2 separate regions of the Homo sapiens genome follow, and region 2 is linked to region 1. A link is a contact called in ENCODE Hi-C or POLR2A ChIA-PET data. All regions are on one chromosome and are shown on one strand. Each heading gives the region's core, a stretch centred on a gene start or an enhancer-like site at or near the end of the contact. The rest is flanking DNA. Distances are from core to core; before and after follow the strand shown.

Region 1 (6,234 bases), core at 3,431-5,930:
ATAAAAGACATGTTACCAAATTATCAGTACACACCCAAATACTGCTGCTCCAAATAATCAGGTCACCAAGGAAAGAAAATTATATTTTAACTAAAGATATTCTAAAAAATCAAAAGATGCTTTCACATGACCTTTAAAAACAATCATAAGCATAAATCAAAGCAGATGTTTATCTTAAGGGAAATGTGATATACATTCTTTTATTTCTCCCCTTTGGGATAATTTTTAATTGTTAAAAATTATACAACTAGTACGTGTACACTACAAGAAATTAGAAAATACATAAAGCCAAAAGTACAAGAATTATAAGATCTCTTGATGCTATTATTCAGAGATCCTATGTATAAGTTCTGGTGTATATCCTTCCAAATATTTCTTTTGGTGTATACTTACATAAACTGTAGCTGGTATATTGCAAGCTTTAACAGTCTATAATTAAAAACTAGGCTTGTATGAATATTTGACACCCAGATTATTTCCAATTGTTGTGTAGTCTATCTATCCTGATCTCCAACAGGTATCTATCACCTTCTTTCCTCCCTGCCCTGGCTCCTCTGGGTCCATGTTTACTATTGCGGTTCCTGAAGGAACCTCATCATCACCATTGTTGATGGTGTCCCCTACCTGTGTGAAGGTTCTCATGGGGCTTAGAAGGCTGGCAAATATCTTGCAGGCCTCGAAACAGCATTGCCATGTGCCATGACTCTCCTTTAGCTTCTTAGAGCTCAGTTCCCTATCAGCAATCCTGCAAACAAACACGAATGTTTATTTGTAAGAACAAGTGACATTTTTAAGACAATGAGATCTTAAGCTAAATATATAAAATAAAACATTTATCTCGAAGAGACTAATACTTGTCATACAATAAGAACAGTTAGCTTACCCATACAGCCAGCCTCCTGTGTGAACCTCTTTGTGCTAAAACACTCAAGTTTTGGGGGCTCACCATCTCCAACATCTATCCAGGTGAGAGATCAGTGTAATACTTACATCATTAAATGGCCTATGGAGGATTTTCAGGTCAAACAAGCAACAATCTGCCCTAAAAGCAGATCCAATAACTGCAAAAGAAACAACAGTAAAATCCAGTTCACTGCTTTGACAATTATGTAGGTTCTTATCTTCTCCATCCAGGTTTCAATTGTCCAAGTTTCAGTAAAGGTACAAGTTTAAAGTTCTTGCTCCTTATTAGCTGTCTGAGCTATTAACTCTGGTTCCTCTGAGGAGGGTCTTTACTATAGGTTGGGAATAGGAAAGGGGAACTTTTCCATTTTAATGCTTGAGGCATATGTAGACTTTTAAGTTGTTGCAGTGTAGACATATTTATATATTAGTGGCATTTGTGGATCACAAGGTCAGGAGATCGAGACCATCGAGACCATCGAGACCACTGGCTAACACAGTGAAACCCTGTCTCTACTAAAAATACAAAAAAATTAGCCAGGCATGGTGGTGGGCACCTGTAGTCCCAGCTACTTGGGAGGCTGAGGCAGGAGAATGGCGGAAACCCAGGAGGCGGAGCTTGCAGTGAGCCGAGATCGTGCCACTGCACTCCAGCCTGGACGATAGATTGAGACTCCGTCTCAAAAAAAAAAAAAAACTGCCAATATCACTACCAACAAAACAAAAGTAGAGATCCAGCCCCAAACATGTTGAAGCAGTCAGAACAAAGCTCACGGTGTATCTCTTTTTAATACACTATTACTAAACTGGTTACCTCTTAACAGGACTCTGTAAAAGTAAGATGCTGTTCTTGTTATTCTCAGATCTTATAAAACTCACATCACTTAGGATTCTTACGGTTGCATATAACAGAAACCCAACTGAGAAAACTTAAGACAAATGGAAAATTTATTAAAAGACTATAAGTGTGAGTTATGGAAACCTGCTACTGCAGCATATCCAGGCCTCTAGTATCTTAATGGATGGGAAAACTGCAGGTAACTGTATCAGTTAGCTAACGCTGCATTACAAGCCACCCTTATAAAAACCACAATTTACTATTTTTCACAAGTCTATGGGTTGGCTGGGCAGTTCTGCTCATCTGGACTAGGCTTGGATGATCTCAGGGGGCATCTCTTTGTCTCTTTAGTCAGTTGGTGGGTCAGCTATCTCCTGGCTTTTTAGGATGATCTTGGCTATGGCACCATAGCTATGCTTCTTATCCTTCCAGCAAGCCAGCCAGGCATGTTCTTAGGGAGAAGATGGGTCAAAGATAAAAACTGTAAATATGAAAAGCTTCTTGTGATTAAGACTTGAAACTAGCATTCTGTCACTTTTGCCAAGTCACAAGTCCAGTCCAGATCTAAGCGATGGGCCACTGGCTCCACCTCTTGTTGGGAAGACCTGCAGTCATAATGTTAAGGGAGTGGCATACAGGAAGGGGAATAAAGAATTGGGGACAGTTATGGAATCTGTCTCCTGTAGTAAACCAGGGAAGGGTTGCTTATTCTTCTTTTACTGCAGACCAGCTTTCTCTTTTACCTGGTCCATGTAGTACTGTAGTAAATGGCCACTGCTACCAGCTTCCAAGTTTACTTTTTTTTGAGATGGAGTCACCCAGGCTGGAATGCAGTGGCATGACCCCAGCTCACTTCAGCCTCTGCCTCCCAAGCTTAAGTGATCCTCCCATCTCAGCTTCCTGATTACCTGGGACTACAGGTGTGCACGACCACACCTGGCTAATTTTTTGTATTTTGGGTAGAGACGGGGTTTTGCCATGTTGCCCAGGCTGGTCTTGAACTCCTGAGCTCAGGTAATCCTCCCGCCTCAGCCTCCCAAAGTGCTGAGATTACAGGTGTGAGCCACTGCTCCCGGCCCAAGTTTATATTTTTGCTGTTCAAGAAGATAGGCGAAAACTGAAACCTCTACCTACACCATATAGCCTAGAAGAGATCTCAGTGGCTCATCTTGAGTCAGATGCCCACTCATGGTTCAATAAACTATGGTCTAGAAGACAGGGTCATATGGATGTTTCTATTACAGCCATACAGATGGAAAGAGAATAGAGGATAATTATCAGAGAAGGAAATAGCAACACAAATGTTATTCAAATATAATTACAGAACTTACAAGTGGTTCCAATGTGTCTTCAATTATTTTAGGAGAAATATCCTTTTGCAGCTATGGCTTAGGTCATGAACAAAAGAGGAAGATGGATCCCTGTGCTAAGCAAGAGCCTGGGTTCTAGTATGAGACTGCCTATGTTGGTATTTCCCATCTGCTACATCCTGATTATGTGATGTTGGGCAAATTCTTGAGCTCTTTGTGATGCAGCTACCTTATTAGTAAAATTGGGAAGAAAATGATTCCTGCCTTGTAGATTGTTAAGAGGATTTAATTAGCAAATGGATAAGATATGTGTAACAGTGTCCATACATTAGTAAATGCTCAAAAAATGTTAGCTATTGATATTGTTATTACCATTAAAGAAAAAGTGGTGAACACTGAGCATAAAATTCAGCAGTATAGCACTTGTCATTCCTGTCTATTAACCCTCATTGTCCAATGTATTTGCTAGGTGCTGGTAGAGATTCCTAGTTTGAACTTAAATTAAATTTGTCACAGGATATCCTTATTGGAAATCCCAGATATGTGTTTACCATTCTGACTATTAGTCTTCTTTTTTTATTTTTTTATTTTTTTGGGTGGTGGGGACAGAGTCTCACTCTGTCGCCCAGGCTGGAGTGCAGTGGTGTGATCTCGGCTCACTGCAAGCTCCGCCTCCCGGGTTCACGCCATCCTCCTGCCTCAGCCTCCCAAGTAGCTGGGACTACAGGTGCCCGCCACCACGCCCAGTTAATTTTTTGTATTTTTAGTAGAGATGGGGTTTCGCTGTGTTAGCCAGGATGGTCTTGATCTCCTGACCTTGTGATCCACCCATCTCAGCCTCCCAAAGTGCTGGGATTACAGGCATGAGCCACCGCGCCCAGCTATTAGTCATCTTTTTAAAACATTCCTCCAGGTTTATGTGTGTATGCTCACAAAAGACACAAAGAGTTAAGTCAAAATGTACGGAGACCAGGAAGGCGAGTCTATCAGTAGCAGCAAAATGAAGATGTGAACAATCAGAAGTTTGAGGATCAGACAGTGACCTTCTGCTCCAGGCTACAGTAAATCAGAAAGGCACAAAATTTTGAAGGAAGAAAAAAGATTCATCTTTATATATATTTTTTCCCTAACTGCTATACAAAGCCCCAAAGCCTGGAAGTGTTAATTATTATATGATCAATAGTCCTAGCCAAAAAGAAAAAGAAAATATTTAAATATTGAAAGATTAATTATAGATAATTTAAGTCATATGACATAGAATGCAAATAGGAGTTTGGCGGCCACCAAATCAAGAACTTATTTTAGCAAAAATAAGAACTGTCTGTTTAAAATTTTAAAAATTTACTATGTAATTATTTTGAAGGTCAGATTTTATCAAATGAACCCAGTCTAAAACTACATGCAAAATATTATGAAAATGTATTAAAATAGCTTCTTCTGTTTTATTTACCACACCTACATTCTTTGTGCATATTCACATAGGAAGCAGCTAGAACTCAAGCAGGCAATTCCTTTATCTCATCAAAAATAGAAGCCAATAGTTGTAATGACTCACTTGTTTCCTTCTGCTTTCAATCCTTATCTTGGGACCACAGATTGCATTAGTTTTTTAAGTAATTGTACATCTTTTGTGAAGCACTTTGAAGTGGTCTGGCCATGTTTAGAATTCCTAAACAAAGCTAAGTTTGTGACTGAGCCCTATCTCTTTAATGCCACACTTAATATGATTTTGAGATCCTGCACAAGTCACTGACAAAAGGATCAGAGCCAAGCTCTTAGTTAAATTAAGAGATTTTCCTATAGTTCAATTTGTCATACTTTTCTTCACTTCTAAAATATACTATGAGCATGTCTAATTATAAATTCTTGGTAACTTGATGCTTAGAATTTTTTTCTTCTGTATTGTCCTTGACACCAATTTCTTTTTTCTCTGCATGAAATATAATTCAGAAGTTTGAAAACAATGAAGGTCCATATGAGATTAACCCAGGCACAATGGATTTGACTATTAATACAATGTTAAAATGTGTGGAGTGGAGTGTAATGGAAACTGCTAGTAGCTCCCCCAAATCCATTTTCCGCTTAGTCTGTATTAACAAAGTCCCGGTGTCCATCTGGGTACATGGCTGCCCCATATCAAAGCTATGTTTCTTAGCCTTCTTTGCAGCTGGGTATGGCCAAGTAATTCCCTTCTGGACAATGGGATTTAAGTGGCAGTCATGTTTGACTACCTTTGGACTTTCATGTGAGAGTGTTAATTACCTCCACACCTCACCACCCATCTGCATTTCATTCAATAAAGGAATAGTGGGAAATGATAATAAAGTAGTTATTATTAGTAATTAGTGATTATCATTGGGTACTATAAAGAAGCATGAGAGAGAGCTAACCATACCTCAGTCTGTAAACAGAGTGACAGTCCTGAGCCTTCACCTGCATTCTTAATTTTAATAGAAGCAGATCCATCCTTAAAAATACAAAATATTTGTAAACTGATGGTTACTTTTCAATTGAAGGTTATCACGTATTTTAGACACTACCCACTGATTTGCCTCTGTTAAAGGTGAAAAATGGGAATTGGATCCAAATCATGGCAAGAGAGATTTGGGCTATAAAGATAAATTTAAGGAAGAATTTAAAATACTAAAAATGATTAAAATCTACATAAAAGACCTCAATTTTGACTATATTTGAAAACAGGATAAACAGATGCATTTTGTATTCCAGTTTCTTCAGTCTCCTTTCTGATACAGAGTTGGATGAGTCCCCTACATATTGCATTTATTTAAAATTATAGAAGCACTTTTCTGTGAAAATAAAATACAGTATCTTTTCTTATTTTTATGTTTCTAACGAGCATTACTTTAAAAATTGTATTCACATTCAGACATAAGTGATTCTTAGGGAAGATCAAAAAAAAAACACAGGCTTACATTTTCATTTTTGTTGTGCAATTCTTAGGTAGTCAACTAAGTATATATTTAATCATATCAACGCATCCAGTTAAGCTATAATTTCTAAGCCATCTTACAGGTCATATAAAGGACAAAGATATCTTCATTGCACACTGTAAATATTTTGTTTAAAACATCAGGTAAGATTGGATATAATTATAGTTTTCTTTATCAAATTTAGAAGGCTGTCAACCACAGCACACATTCATTCCACTAGTCATTTTAATCA
Region 2 (5,924 bases), core at 1,941-4,440, 220 kb after region 1:
CACTGTACCTGTAAGCCACCAACTGCCAACAGGTGTGACATTGCACCCGGTAATAGGTGGAAAAGAAAGACTATCACAGCATCCAATCAATTATGATTCATAAGAAAAATGTTAACAATATGAATAACTAATAATATCACATTATCACCTTTGTTTGACAAATTTAAATCCAGATATATTGAAGGACAAGGTTTAAAGAAACAAATAGCATGGAATAAGTCAATCATTAAGAACTCTAATATTTTTCCAGCCTACAGTTGAACTTGCCTTGATTTTCTTTTATCTGAGACCCACAAACTTACTGGGTGTGATGGAACTATAGCATTCTTTTTGCCTGCCAACCATCTTTGAACACTTTTCCTAAGCTTGGTTATTTCCCCACCTTGAGACCTCACTTTCTCAAAGCAGAAGCCTCCCTCGCATCCTCAGTGCAAGGCTTGAAACATTTATGCCAGAATTCAGATAAGAATAGCTGCTATGTGCCCTCTGTTCACAGCAGAAACACCCTGTTTAGAAGCAAAAGTTCTAGTGGAGGCTTCCAGTGCACAGAGCCAGAGGTACCAGCTAGAACTATACAGCAGTGGGAAGCTACCTGGGGAAGTTCTGTGGTGTGATTTGACCATTGTTTCAGCTTCCATTTCCAAATCTGGTTCTCTGGCTCTCCTGGAGAGTGAGAGTTAGCCATGGCCTTCACTTAATACCTATTCTGCTTAAACTGGTATTTCTGTAAAACAAGAACATGACTGATATCACAGGACTCTACCTTAGAAGCCCCACTAAAGCTAAACTAAGTACAAGCTTATCCCAAATTTGCTTATTAGCTTTAGGGTCCTAGCAAATCTCTGTCTGCCTCCTTTGCAGAAAATCCCCCCTTTTCATGGTTCAATGAGCAAATTCCCTCTAAAAAGCTTTACTGATGCAATTTGAACCCTTTGTAATGTTTAATGCTAATTATAAAATATTTATCCACACAACAGTATGTTGATTTCTAAGTCACTCTCTCCAGAACACTAACTCCAAATCATGATTTCTTTGCCAAGTCCATCATAAGCCCCTCCCCTCCTCATTACTTTTCTCTAACACATATTAATGTATCTCAACTTCTTTAAAGTACATTGTCTAATAGCTTTATCTAACCAATGATGGATGAAACCTTTTAGAGACAAAATATGTGATTTTTGTACTTTTTATATACATACTGTATATTTAATAACACCTGATCCCAAATATAATCAGTCATGGATTTTGACAAATTCTCTTTCTTGTACATCTCTCTCTTTTATTTTTATTTTTTTTTTCAGACAGAGTCTCGCTCTGTTGCCCAGGCTGGAGTGCAATGGTGCAACCTACTCTCACTGCAAGCTCCGCCTCCCAGGTTCATGCCATTCTCCTGCCTCAGCCTCCTGAGGAGCTGGGACTACAGGTGCCCGCCACCATGCCTGGCTAATTTTTTTGTATTTTTAGTAGAGACGGGATTTCACTTGTTAGCCAGGATGGTTTTGATCTCCTGACCTCGTGACCCACCCGTCTCAGCCTCCCAAAGTGCTGGGATTACAGGTGTGAGCCGCCATAGCCAGCCCATACATCTCTCTTTAAAGAAACTCCTTAGACTCCTGTGGGCAATCTGGAAGGCTTAGAGAAGATTGTTTCTGTGAAGCTGAAGGTAGATTCCATGCAGGAACTCTGTGAATTTATAGAAATCATGTAAAACCTGATTTTCCCCACCCCCTATCATCCCCAAATGTGCCAATGGACAGACCCAGCCTCAAGATTCCAGGTTTTCAGTCTCTTTGATCACTTGCTCCTAAATGAAATCCAGCAAGAGAGAGGAAGAATTTTACTTGCTGTTCTGACGTTTCACCATCTTCCTCAGATTTAGTTTGCTCTGCTATGCGGGAGTCAACAGAAAATGGCACACAAATATCCATCGACTCTTTCTAAAATATGTTAAAGTTGATGTGTACAATAGCTCCCAGGTCACACAGTCTATTAATACACCACACAGATCTGAAAATATGCCCATGAACCTACAGTTTCAGATAGAGAAACACCAGCCTAGAGTCTTACTACTGAGCATTTTTAAGGCTACACATGGTCATTGCTGAAAGAGAGAGATCCTTCTGTCATAATATTTATTCATGAGAGGTGCAAAGAATTATATTTTGAGGCCAGAAATTTTCCCAACACATACTGTCTTGAAAATAAAAATAAAAAAAACCCATCAGAGAAAACTAATTAAAAAATATTTTTAAAAATTCGCCATACTGAAGATGTTGAAAACAACTGTTTACCCTCAACAATGTTTAAGACAACACAGGTACGTAGGACATGAATGGGAGAACAGTGGGAGCTGTGCAGCTAGAATTTCATTGGCACAAATTTCCAAACATGTCAGACTTGAAACTAACCAGCAAGGGATTGCTTTGCTGGAAAGTCATTCTAAAGTCTAAATTCTTATTCTAAGATCCAGGGCTGAAAGGCAAAGTAAATTCCTCGGGCAACACAGTTTTGGAGAAGTCATAGAAAGATCTCCCAAAATGTTACTGAGTCTTTTCCCAACTAAGCTTTTAGCTATTCCAATTAACTAAAAACTACACATTTATAAGCATTAAACATGCTACTGTTTAGGCTAAAATCTCAACCCTCCATTTCCATTCAGTGAAGCTTTTATCCACAACAATCACTTTAACTCAACATGGCAGCCTTGCAAGGGTTACCATGGCAGAGTTCTTTGGTTACTTTGGTTACCTCCTGAGCTCCACACTCTGGGGAAGTGTGTTTTATGCGGGAAAGAGCATTGAGGGGGAAACATGCCCATGGGCTCAAACTGGACATAACTTGTTTTTAATGCTTAATGCAAACATTTAGCTGTATTCTTATTAGCAATTCCACAAAGAAGAATAACGCCTCCTATTCTGATTTCCGACTATTCCCTCTACTGAACTTCTAGTCTCACTGTTCACATTGTTCCTGCTCCCACTCCTGCCCTTACTGCCGTCTGCATTCTCCCCTACTCCTGAAGCAGCCTCCCTGTTTGACCCTCCAAACCTCCTCCTGCTTTTCCTTTTAATCCTTCCTCTAAACCAGTTCTTCTGTGAGGACAGACAATAGCAATTCACAACCAAGGCTCCCTGCACCCACTAAGCCTGAAGGATGAGAAACTGGCTTGTGAGGATCAGTAAAAATAGTTGAAGAATGAATAATTAATAACTATTTATTTTGGTTTTACATTCCTTTGCCTCTTCTTGGATTTTGTGATTTACTGGTATCCTTTCTATGAGAAGCTCAGGTCCTTCTTAGTTCCTATAACACAATATTGTCATGAGTTTTTAATGGAAAAAGTTTAAGAAGTGTAGAGTTACTATTTTAGTTTTTCTTTGTTTTTTAAGATGATTCATATTTAAACCATTTGTGGACTCTGACCTGGCTATCCTTGCAGAAATCACATCTGCTTGAACAAGTCTGTCTGAATCATTTTTTTAAATATGGTCACTGAGTATTGTTACAGATTCTGAGACTATGACAAAACTTTTCAGTCATAAAGGCTCAAGCAAACTCTTCCAGGTCGCTTTTTACTCTCTGTAGTCTCCCAGTGGGATTTATGTCAGCCCTCAGTAAATGGCACATAAAAGAAAGGGAAGAGATTGGGCAAAACATAGAATTATTTATATTTGAAACACTACAAATGATAAAAAACTGCAGATGAGCAGTTACTTAAATTTTAAATAAAATTTAAAGCTAGAAACAATTTCCTTTTTTATTTTGCAAAAGAGGGTATTGATATCCTCAATGATTTTTAGGAAACTATACAAAAATTTACTTGTTTAAATTTTCAAAAATTCTGAGTTTTTTCATTCAATTTCCTTGAGGGTGCTTCTAGAGGAATTCCTGACAAGAGAATTTGAGAGTGGAAAGGCTAAAGCAGAAAAAGAACAACATAATGAAATAGGGACAGTTTAAGTCCCATCCTGGGCCCCCGCAATGAGGAAGGTGAACAGTAACGTCAAAAGGGCCTCATGGAAAGGTGTGTGCCATCAGGCCCTTCTCCGCCCTGCACGGGCTCCCACTCTAAAGGGACACAAATGTCTCCAGGAACATGCATCCAAAAATGGATGTCAAAGAAACGGTAAAATCAGCTGCATTTGATTTAGCACTGAGCACAGGAAATATGCATCATAAAAATTCCCAGTTGGGGCATTTGGTTATGGGGTCAAGCAAGAGTTAGAGATAAACAGGTAGGAGGGCATTCTCCAGGAAGCTGAGAAAGTAAAGGTTAGGGCAGCAAAGGTGGAGGAAAAAGAGTGTGGTCAGAATTGCCTTGAAACATCAAAGATTGTCTTTTTCAGTTGCAAAACTCGTAGGCAGTAGTTTTCCATTCCCCATGGCATTGACCTCTGCCTAAAGCAATCACTGTGTTCTTACTCAAGTGAAGGTGAGCAGAAACGCCCCGTACTAATTCCTCCTTTGGCAGAAACAAAACAGTCTCCTACATGCTCTCCTCGTGCACAGAAAGAATGAGTGAGTAATATCTTGGGCTCAACAGGGACATGTATTTTTTTTGAAGACAGTGAAATAATTAAGAGTTAAAATCAATAAAATGGAATTTGGTACCAAAAAATATATGCTTTTAAACACTTAGATAAATGTCAAAGCATATGTAGCAAATGAGGGTCAGGACAAGGCAACAATAGCAGCAGCACCGATGCACTGATAATCACCATCAACATTAATGAGGGCTGGCTATATCCCAGGACCACTTTCAGCTCTTCACCAGTGTCATCCCATTTAATTCTCACAATAATCCTGTTGAGGTAGGTTCTACCATTATTCCATTTTACAGATAATCACGATGCTGAACATTCAGAGCATTCTCTCACAAAGAATGTGGTTAAAACTTACCACTGAGCAAAACATGGAAATGTATGCTGGTTTTGTTGTTTTATTTTTTTGTTTTGTTTTATTGTTTAGCAAGCACTTACATAAAATTGATTGTGTTGTAGGTACCAGTCTAAGGATTTTATAAAAATTAACACATTTAACCCTCATGACAAATCGGTGAGCTAGATACATTTAGTATCCCCATTTTGCAGTCGTGGAAATTAAGCCTCAGGATCAAGCAATCTACTCAGACACTCAGCTAGTAACTGGTAGAGCTGGGCTCTAAACCAAAGCAGTCTGTCTTGAATGTTCAGAGGGGAAAATGTTCTATACATGCAGTTTATACTCAAGAATTTCTTAAATATTTAGTCAACTCATCCAATTTACTGGGGCAGGGAGCAGTGTGTATGGAGGGTGTGTATAGTGTGAGGAAAGGCTGGGGAGAGGAGAGACAGGCATTTATTGAGTCTCCCTTTTCTTCTCAGACCTTGCCAATGACTCTATCACGTATCATGATTATTGGTGTAGGTACTCACATTTCCTCTTATGTATGTTACCACCTGGTAAATCTGATGATAATAAACTTATCACTGGGGAGTAAAAGATATCTAACAGGTGAAAGAGTAGGCAAAGTCAATTTCAGTGCTAAGAACTAATGCTTACAGCTTTGATTTTATTTTACCTAATAATTTTAGTATTTCTTCACATTCGCGAACAAAATAAATAAAAATATATCACATTTTGACTCAACTATCTAAGCACATATTTCTGTCTAAGCATTTCTGTTTAAGCCTTCCTATCTAAGCATTACTAAGTACACAACCCTCTAAAAAAAATCCCTTAAGTTTCAAGTAAGTTCAGCCTTAAAACATTAACTTCCTCATAAAGAGGAATTGCTGCTACTACATTACCAACACTACCCCCAACTCCTATGCAAGGAGAGGAAATTAACTTTTGTGGTAGAGTTTGAGCATCTGGAAAGCCTTTGGTTGGGAAACCTGGTCTCATTAATAAAACAACCTGAAAATGCCCCAACAAGGGAGGGA

The links. A loop is a pair of places that touch in the nucleus more often than their neighbours do. ChIA-PET counts read pairs that join two places held with the same protein, here RNA polymerase II (POLR2A).
Region 2: a loop to region 1 is called in a map of endothelial cell of umbilical vein, with 2.9 times the contacts of the local background. The contact joins two enhancer-like sites. A Hi-C loop is called at or near these places in 1 of 168 maps with a recorded cell type or tissue (endothelial cell of umbilical vein). POLR2A ChIA-PET finds 5 or more read pairs at or near these places in 1 of 52 experiments (OCI-LY7).

The regions. Positions count from the first base shown.
Region 1 is chr5:128,037,242-128,043,475 of GRCh38, reverse strand. The region is part of intron 2 of SLC12A2-DT (SLC12A2 divergent transcript); the gene reads left to right. Among named protein-coding and RNA genes, the nearest start is that of SLC12A2-DT, 43 kb to the left of the region's middle. Within about 2 kb of position 4,680, at least 4 of the 41 ENCODE cell types and tissues checked have a DNase peak (open chromatin) inside an H3K27ac peak, as active enhancers do; they include endothelial cell of umbilical vein, where a contact is called at or near this core.
Region 2 is chr5:127,811,242-127,817,165 of GRCh38, reverse strand. The region is part of intron 5 of CCDC192 (coiled-coil domain containing 192); the gene reads right to left. Among named protein-coding and RNA genes, the nearest start is that of CCDC192, 110 kb to the right of the region's middle. Within about 2 kb of position 3,190, at least 4 of the 41 ENCODE cell types and tissues checked have a DNase peak (open chromatin) inside an H3K27ac peak, as active enhancers do; they include endothelial cell of umbilical vein, where a contact is called at or near this core.